2 separate regions of the Mus musculus genome follow, and region 1 is linked to region 2. A link is a contact called in ENCODE Hi-C or POLR2A ChIA-PET data. All regions are on one chromosome and are shown on one strand. The core of a region is the stretch at or near the end of the contact, and the rest is flanking DNA. Distances in the headings are between cores, read along the strand shown. Region 1 holds the start of Celf1 (CUGBP, Elav-like family member 1). Region 2 holds the start of Ndufs3 (NADH:ubiquinone oxidoreductase core subunit S3).

The links. Hi-C counts contacts between places; a loop is a spot of excess contacts on that map. ChIA-PET counts read pairs that join two places held with the same protein, here RNA polymerase II (POLR2A).
Region 1: a map of heart shows a loop between it and region 2 (5-fold over the local background). The contact joins the promoter of Celf1 here to the promoter of Ndufs3 in region 2. A Hi-C loop is called at or near these places in 5 of 37 maps with a recorded cell type or tissue (gastrocnemius, heart and left cerebral cortex). POLR2A ChIA-PET finds 5 or more read pairs at or near these places in 4 of 5 experiments (Patski and embryonic stem cell).

What each region holds. Positions count from the first base shown.
Region 1 is chr2:90,937,575-90,942,216 of GRCm38, reverse strand. It overlaps Celf1 (CUGBP, Elav-like family member 1), which reads right to left and starts at 1,820. Exons shown (of 14, transcript NM_198683.2): 1 at 1,576-1,820.
Region 2 is chr2:90,901,852-90,906,615 of GRCm38, reverse strand. Ndufs3 (NADH:ubiquinone oxidoreductase core subunit S3) reads left to right here and starts at 1,895. Exons shown (of 7, transcript NM_026688.3): 1 at 1,895-2,032; 2 at 2,128-2,193; 3 at 3,672-3,769; 4 at 4,104-4,253. The coding sequence starts at 1,969. Kbtbd4 (kelch repeat and BTB (POZ) domain containing 4) reads right to left here and starts at 1,876. Exons shown (of 4, transcript NM_025991.4): 1 at 1,707-1,876; 2 at 333-950. The coding sequence starts at 921.

The sequences.
Region 1 (4,642 bases), core at 571-3,070, 36 kb before region 2:
TTTACAAAGGCAAAGCAAGCAAACCTTTGGTGGGAGATGTTTTAAAAGCACTTGCTATAATAACCTTGGGCAAATAAGTCACTTTCCTTTGTGAGAAAGCCAAAGCACTGAAGAAAAAAAAAAAAGCAACCCTTTCAACTGTAACAGCCCCTCTTGCTAATGGATCCTTGGGAAAAGAAAACCCAAAGGGTAAGAATGAATGAGAGGATGGAGACGTAGGCTCTGGAGCCAAGAGCCATTCTTAAGAGAAACAGGTGGTGGAGAAGAAGAAACCAAGAGAACTCATAAGCTTGCCAGCTAAAGTAACAGCTGCAAATCCCAGCTTTGCTTTACCATAAGCATGGCTTTCAATCCTCCCTAGGTCATGATCAGAAACCACACTCTCAGGCAATAAAACTACTAATATAAAAACTAGTATAGAGAGAAAAAAAAAATCAGTGCCGTTGCAGTTGGTCCATTCTAACCTCCATGATTTTCCAAGTACACTTGTTAATGCCAAAACCAAAAAGAACTCTAAGCAATTCCATCTGAAGACACCGTCATTCTAAGGATCTAAAAAGAAACAAACTGGAAAAAGTGAAAAAGTGCAATTCAAACCTCTTCAACTCAGAGACTAGAAGACAGAGAAGAGATCTTTTAAAGGTTAAGTTCCTTTTAAGTGTGTGCAAAGGGTGTTTGTAACCTCCTAACAATGCAGACATTATCAACAGAGTCTATGCTCTTTAAAACTGTTCAACAGCTTTTATATACAGCATTAACTCTGAGCACCAGAAAGAGATTCTGTTGTGCTAAACCAAGCTCTGACCAAAATCTCACACTTTCTCCCCGGAATCAGTCTCTAAACCAATGAGAAGCTCCTTAAAAAGCATATGCAATGGTCGGAGAAAATTAAAACAACATCCTGTCAGAACCACCACAACCGAGACACCACTACCGACTTTAAATCCAAAGCCTGGGACCTAGCGAAGAAGGCACCCTCCAGAGCCGTCCCCGCTCCTGGGTGCGAGATTCGAGCCCTGCTACTAGGCCTTGACTGGGCGAGCGAGCACCTGATGTGGGGGGTAGGGCGAGCCAAAGCGGCCCCAGGGCGAGAACTGCAAGAGCTCCGGAGGATCGAGAGGAGCGCTGCCTTCTAGGGGCGGGAATCTAGGACACCCCCGGGGGTGGGCACGAAGAACACGTGGGGCGACAGGGTCAGGGAAGCGGCGTCTCGGGTAGACAGCCGCGATCTCGCCCAGCGGACCCGGAGAGGAGGACTCGGGTGCGGTGCAGGAAGCAAGCCCTCGGGGCCGGGAGAGTGGAGGCAAAGGGCAAGGGAGCCGGGGCCAGGCCACGAGGAGGGCGGGTCTCCCTGGGAGCAGGGGCACGCGCCGGGCGGACGCGAATGGGCCCCCGAGTCCCGAGCAGTCCGCGGCCTGGTCCCCGGGGTGCGGGGAAGCGGGAGCGACCGCACCCGGAGGGCCCTGTGACCCGTAGCCGCCCGAACCTGACCCGCCCCGCGGCGCCTCCCTCCAGCCTCCCTCTCTTTCCCTCCCTTCATCCCGCGGCCCGTTATCCTGCGGCCGCCGCACTCACCAGCGGCTGCACCTGAGCCCGCCGCTGCCTCAGCTGCTGCCTTGCTCCTCCGCAGCCGCCGCTGCCTCGCTGCTGAGGCCGAATCCCGGGGGAGCCTCCGCGTCCCGCCGCCGCCGCCGCCTCTGCCGCTGCCGCTGCCGCCAGAGCAGAACACCCCAAAATGGCGGCACTTCCGGCACCTACCACCGGCGGGGAGGGCCGCCGCGGAGGGGGCGGGCGGCGAAGGGGAACGTACCACCGCGGCGCCGCCCGCCAGCGCCGAGCCGAGCCGAGCGCCGCGCAGGGGCGGGCGGAGGGCCGGCGCTGCAGCGCCCCCTCCGGCCGGGGAGTGAAGGAGCAGTCGCTCTGAAACCCTGGGGGCCGCGGGCGGAGCCCTCAGCCCTGGGAGCTGTAGGGGTGCATCTCTTTGTCTCAGAGCTGCACTGGAGGGAAGACCCCGGCCTGGGAATCTGAAGTTCTTGCCTCTGCGCACCGCACTAGCTGCACCTCTGGCGGGCAAGCAACGCAGCTTGGCAATGAAAAATACACATAATAAATATCGAATGAATGAATGAATGAATGAATGAATGAATGAATGAATGAATGAATGATGGGTGCTTGGCTAACACTGGACGCAGGGCACACCCTTTCTTTTTGCACATCAGCATACAGACAACTGTATCCAGGCCTTCCTTCTGATGGAATGTGTGTTGCAAGCTTTCAGAGTTAGGGAAGTGCCTGTACAGAGATGTTCAACTGCATGCATGCGCAATCTGGCAAAAATCCCTGCGGCACCAGAAAGCTCTTAAGTATTCTATTAAGAGACTACCCAGTCCAAACCTACTCTTCTTGGGAAAAAAAATAACAATTAAAACACTTTTTACGAATCCAGCACCCCCTTTTAGGATTCGGTATTCCTAACCTGCATCTAGCTGGATTCACGCATTAAGTGTGTTGTTTATTACACAAAGTCAGTGAAATGTGAGACAATGAAATGCAGATTGAGAAAACTTAGTTCTGGGAGGTCAGGGCTCCATCAATTTACAAATTACTCATGAGTTGGCAATTATTTCTCTTTATCACTTAGCTTCCTAAAGCAAAATATATATCCACAAATGCCGGTTATACCCTACCCTACCCTACCACACTCACTAAGGCAGCCCCCACCCCTGCCCCAAGCAGCAGCCAAGAGTTTTCCCCTGTGCTAGAGGCACAAACAATCATGTAGATCAAAACAATTAGCCCCTAGGTTGTTCATTATCAAATTACCTAAATTGTACTGTAAAGCTTTGGTTGTTTTTTGTTTTTTTTTTTTTTTGTTTGTTTTGTTTTTTTGAGAGTTTCTCTGTGTAGCTCTGGCTGTCTTAGAACTCCCTCTTGTTACTGAGACTGACCTCAAACTCACTTGGTGATCCGCCTGCCTCTGCCTCCCCTAAATGCTGGGATTAAAGGCGTGTATCGCCACACCCGGCCTGTTCGTTCCAATTTTCAAATTGGTTTTCTACCTTCTTGTTGTTGATTGATGGGAATGGAGTTAGAGATGTAACTTGAATTAGTTGCATATAGATGGATACGTTAGGAAAAATTAGAGTGGTTATGAAAGATGGAACACTGGTATTTTTAACTAGTTCTTGAATAAGACTCTTGGCAAAAAAAATAACTGTTAGGAGAAAAAATTAGTCCTGCTGGTAATGGAAGATTTCTAAGAGTCGTTAGGGTTACTGCAGAGAATTTATTTCATTGGAGGGATAATGATGAAAATAATGTTTGCGTTGTTAGGGTCTGAGAATTTGGGAATAATCCACTATGAAAACCAAGTTTTGAGCCAGCAAAATGTTTCTTTATTCAACTTTATTCAAAGGCTGATATATCAGGGAGACGGCGGGGTTCAGGATCCAAAACTATGTCAGTCAGGGGCAGAACAGAACAACTTTTTGCTCCTGTACTTTTTTCTTTTCTTTTTAAAAGATTATATATATTCTAGCTGTCTTCAGATACACCAGAAGAGGGCATCCCATTACAGTGGTTGCTGGGAATTGAACTCAGGACCTCTGGATCTCTGGAAGAGCAGTCAGTGCTCTTAACTGCTGAGCCATCTCTTCAGCCCCAGAACAACTTTTAAAGACAAAACTCCACAGACTACGTGGGGTAGGGGGCATCCAACCAGATTCACGAATACATTGGGTTTTTCACACCTGGTATTTTAGGTGGCTTCCTGCATAATAAGTGTCTCGGGTGGTTTACTTGATAGCTTGGCCTGGATTGAGGCCAGCCAGTGATGTTTGGAGCAGGATACAGTGGCTTGGATTTATCCAGAACATTTGAGCTGTTCCTGGGAATTTAGCTTAGTATGAAATGGAGACTATATACAAGATGGAATCTCTGTAGCTATGGCCCCCAACATTTCTTCCTCTTCCTTGTAACGCATGAAACCTTTGATGTCATAACTCTTGGTCAGTATATAAGGGGTTACATTGGGTCTTTGGAACCATGAGCTTAACAACATTTATCCTAACTCGCACAAAGTGAGAAATGAAATTTTATAGGCAAAGGGTGTGTTGGGGTCTGGGAATCACTGCACAAATCACTTAGACACCAATCTCAGTCAACTTGGGATAGTTTATATCACAGCCCAGGACTGATCAACAAGGGACACAATTCAGGCTCAAGAGCTGAACCATGACTCCAAGTTCCTACAAGGCTCTTAAGCCTGAGATATACAAACATCTGCGCCAAGTTATTCCACCAATCAAGACTTAGGGATAGGGGTTTCTGTAGGAACATGGCTTTGTTACTCTTATGCTGTTCCCATTGGTTGGAATATTCAGCTGTGACAGGGGACCTGCCTTGTTTAATATTCATGTCTTAACTTGTCTACCAGGCTAGGACTTGTCTAACATTCATGTCTTAACTTGCCGTTCCCACGTACATGTCTCTTTCTGGAAACTAGGATGTCAGTTCCTAGGGAGGCCTTGGGAACTTAAACTTAACTCAACCCCTACTCAAAATGGAAGTCTTATTCCAAATGGTTTCTTATATTAGTGCAGGTGTCTCTCTTATGTTGGTGTCCATGCCAGTGGCAGCTTAT
Region 2 (4,764 bases), core at 646-3,145:
TTTTAGATATACTGATTCATCTTCATCAATTCATTTAAGTCCTGCATACCATCAAGATACAGGGCAGATGAAAACATCAGGCACTTCTTATTTCCTTTTGTGGAAAAGTGATGCAGCTTTTTATTCTTTAGTTACTGTACTGTACTGTCTGACAGTAGCTATGCTGACTCTCAACACCGAACATCAACCTCAATCTAAAATCTACCAGAAAGGGAATTATAATATAAACTAACAACAGTTAGTCACATAAAGTTGGGGTTCTCCTGAGCCAGACCATCTGCTGAACATGACTCTTGCCCAGTTAGGTGTGGTAAGCCCTTTCGTGAGCTTACCTGAGATGATATCAGTGAGTAGATGGTGGGGCAAGTGGAGGAACTCCTCTGTGCTCTGCAGCTGGGCCAGGTGGGTCTTGGCACAGTGCTTGGCAGCAGTGTAGAGCTCGGGGTCACTGTGTCTATCTGCAAGCCACATCACCTGCAGGCAGTTGCCCACCTGTACCGTGCGTGCCAGAAACCGAGAACACTCCTCAAAGAGAGATGTCAGCTGATACATGTCTGACACCTCGTAAATTTCCTGCAGCTCATCAGCTCGAAGTTTCACAGTCCCATGGTATATATAGTCAACTAGGAGCTGGAAAACAGACTCGCTGACATCCTGCAGCACAATCACCCGGTTGTGAGCCTCCTTCAGGTTGGATGTGAACATGGATCGGAAGAAGCAGCTCTGAGCTGACAGGACCAGCCGGTGCAGCTGAAACTCTCGGCCTTCCACTGAAATGGTGACATCAGCAAAGAGCTCCTCCTCTAAACACAGTTTCATGATGCCCTGAGCCACTCGGCCTGAGTGAGACCGGTCTTTGAAAGTATAGTTCACAAAGTAGTTTTCATCCATGGATGCTCCAGGCTCCTCTGGTGACTCCATGGTAGCCAACTTCTCTCTTTGCCAACTATCTGCAAAGCAATATCACCCTAAGTATTTGGGTAATTCACAGACACAGTCCATGAATCCAACTGTCCAAGTCAAGACAGGGAGAAGGGAGACACTGGAGCAAAGTGGGTCCAGAATGGCCTTATTCCTGGTCTTGCCAATGTGGCCTATGCCATTCCTCCAGTTTTCCTGCAGTGGGGCCTCTCCTCCAATGAATTCAATTAAAAGTTCCAACTCTGTTGTTTTTCCTTGAGGTAAAATTGGATATTCCTGATCGTGATGTAACAAAAGACTTGGGACTTAGGTTAGCTCATGAAAAAGACGAAGGAGGAAGCCTATGATCTTAAAACCAAATAATTTGGATATACAACTAATGAGACTCTGGAGAAGCATAATTAGGCCAAACTAAGACATCCAGGTATTGTTGTTACATTCCCTCTTTGCCTGGACATAAGAGTGCAGACCCCCCAATACTGAGGCTTGGGCCTGGACTTCCACTTTTACTCTTTTCTAAGCTGCTGTTTCTTACTTACCTCTCGCTCCAGTGAGTTCTTAAAGAAGCCCTTGAGAGCCCAGCCGTCCCCGGCCGGGGGCACAAGGAAGTCCATAACCCTGTGCAATCTGACCGTGCCACCTGGAGTCGCCTAGGAAACGGTCTCCAAGGAAACCGTCCATCGTCTCCCCCCCCCACCCCGCCCCCCATTAAAAAAGCTTAGCTCAAGAGCCGGCGCGGTGTAGAACTTAGAACCCAGAACGCCCACCCTTTCCCTTTCTCTCACCGGTGCGGTTCGTTGCGTCTTCTTCTCTTCGGCCTCCGCTGTACCGAGATAGGGCTACGTACACCTCACGGTTTCCCCACCTGCGGGTCTTTCTTACCTGCGATACCTCCTTTCATGCCAGGGCTCAGATCCGGAACCTCTGCTTCCCGCCCCGCGTCCGCCCGGAAGAAGAGTCACTGCACATTTCCACTTCCGGTCCGTGCCCTTGGGGCTCCGTGGCCTGCGTGTGTTCTCCGGCTACTTAGTCGGCACACTAAGGAACATGGCGGCGGCTGCAGCCAGGGTCTGGTGTCGTGGGCTCTTGGGGGCCGCTTCCGTAGGCAGGGGTGAGCAAGGAACAGCAGCAGGTTGAGACCACGGGCAGCACGGAGACCTCCCCGAGTCTCACCCGCGCCTTTGTGCCTTTTCTCTCCCTGTGCAGGGGCTGGGCGACCCTCCGTGCTGTGGCAGCACGTAAGAAGGGAGAGCGCGGCGGCTGACAAGCGCCGTGAGTATGTGCGGATGGCGCTTTTTCCCCCAACGTTAGCTGGGGCCTTTCGTTGTTTCTGTCAGATGTTTGTCCTTGCCTTGGAATGTCCTTCCCTCCTGGCAAATCTCTGCTTGTCCTTGGAGATTGCTATGGTCTCCACTTTGCTGTTAGAATCGAGCACTTCCTGTGCCCTAGATATTTGTTCCCTTCTGATCTTGATCGCCTTTTGCTCGTTATCAGGATTTGATTTTTTTTTTTGTCCTCCGATGAAATTGTCTTTGAGCGCAGGTAACAAAAACTTTTGAGACTCAAAGTCCAAAATAATTGTAGCTCACATCAATTTAGTATTTACTAGGCACCTTGGACTTCATAAGAGCCTGATGAGACGCATAACGTTTTACTGTCCATATAGATGTAGATCATGAAGCGGTCCAGATAATTAAATTATTCAGTCACAGTTCCAGTGAACGACAAAGCAGGTCTGTTTCCAAGTGCAGAAAATACTTAATCCTTGATTCTGTGATGTGTGGGTGCTCAAGTACTTGAATGACCCTGTGGTGATTTTATGTTCAGTCAACAGAATCACACTGGGAAATAGAAAGCTTCTTTTCATTCCAGGACATCTATTACACAAAGTGACAGGGGATAGAGTATGGGCAATGAGGTAATCTTTCAGGGTCCTTCAGCCCTGAAGTTCTCTGATTAAGAACTTGGTATAAACAAGTACCAAGAAGGGAAAGAGAAACAGAAGTCTGGTTTCCATCCTTAAAGAGCTCTGAGTCTGAGAGAGGAGCTGCCACTGTTGCATTGTTACCATGAGTACAGGAAGTGAGGAACAGCTGTGGAACAGTGGAGAAAAGAAGCAAAGATTGCCCAACACAGTAACAAGAGTGTATGGACCGAGAAAGAGAAATGGTGTTGCACTCTGAGTTTTTTCTTTTTCTTTTTTTTTAAAGATATTTTTATTTTTTTATGTATGTGAATATACTGCAGCTGTCTTCAGACACAGCAGAGTAGAGAATCGGGTCCCATGTGGTTGCTAGGAATCGAACTCAGGACCTCTGGAAGAGCAGTTAGTGCTCTTAACCACTGAGCCATCTCTCCACTCCCTTCTCCCTGAGTTTTAAACACTTCCTAATTCCTGGAAGGTACTTTACACCTATGCCTCTTAAGATCCTTCAGGGAGGGCTTGGAGAGGTGGCCCAGTGTTTAAGAGCACTGGCTATTCATCCCAGATACAATTCCCAACATGGACATGTCAGTTCAGAACCATCTGTAACTCCAGTCTCAGGGAATCTAACATTCTTTTGGCTTCTGTGAGCATCAGGCATTCATGTGTGCATAGACATATATGCAGGCAAAACACCAAAATAAATAGTAAAAGTAAACTTTTTCTTTTTTAATGAAAATTCTTCAGAAAGACCTGAGAGGTTAGTTAGTTTGTTTGTGTGTGTGTGTGTTTGCTACCTTCTCCCTTCATGCTTTTTCCTTTCCAGCCACTGTCAGACCCCGGAGTGATGTGACCCACAAGCAGCTCTCAGCATTTGGAGAGTATGTGGCTGAAATCTTACCCAAGTATGTCCAACAAGTTCAGGTAATATTCGTTGTCCTTGGGTCTGGGCCAGGAATTCACCATGGCACCTTAAGTCAGTAGTTCTCAACCTGTGGGTCGTGACCCTTCTGGGGTTGCTTATGACCATCAGAAAACACATATGTTTAGGTTATGATTCATAACTGGCAAAATTATAATCATGAAGTAGCAATAAAAATAATGTGGCTGGGGGTCACCACCACCTGAGGAAGTGTGTATTACAGGGTCACCGCATTAGAAAGGCTACAAACCACTGACTTAAGCCAAGTGATCCCTGCAGTGTGCTACGCCCTTAGTAGCTATGTCTTCTCTCCACACCACCTTTCCGTGTCTGCAGGTGTCCTGCCTTGATGAGTTAGAAATCTGTATCCATCCCGATGGAGTCATCCCAACGCTGACTTTTCTCAGGGATCACACCAATGCACAATTCAAATCCTTGGCTGACTTGACGGCAGTGGATGTCCCAACTCGGCAGAACCGTTTTGAGGTCAGTTAACTGTGAGATTTGGTAGAGTACTTGCCCTCCACTCACAATGCTCTAGGTTGATCCCCAGCACTGCATAAAGCTAGGTGGACTGGTACACTTCTAATCCTTGGTACACCCGAGTCTAGCTCTGTGGAAGTGACGGCAGGGGGGCCACAAGTTCAAGGTCATCTACAGTCACACAGAGCATTCAAGGAAAACTGGCAATATGAGATGAGATGCTAGCTTATAAAAAGATTGGTGGCATTTTAGGACTAAAGGTGAGAAAGGGCATAGAAGACTTCCTGAGTGACAGCTACTATGGAAACCAGAGCCTTCGTAGTTGCAGCTTCGGTTCAGGTCACACAGAGCATAACAGGATTTTTGCCCAGTTTTGTTTGTTGGCTTCCTTCTTTCCTTTTTCCTTCTTTTTTTTTTTTTTTTTTTTTCTTGTTTTGAGACAGGATCTCACTGTGTTGGCCTGGAACTACTTAGCTTGCAGAATGAGTTAGAACTGTAGGTCCATGTTACAATG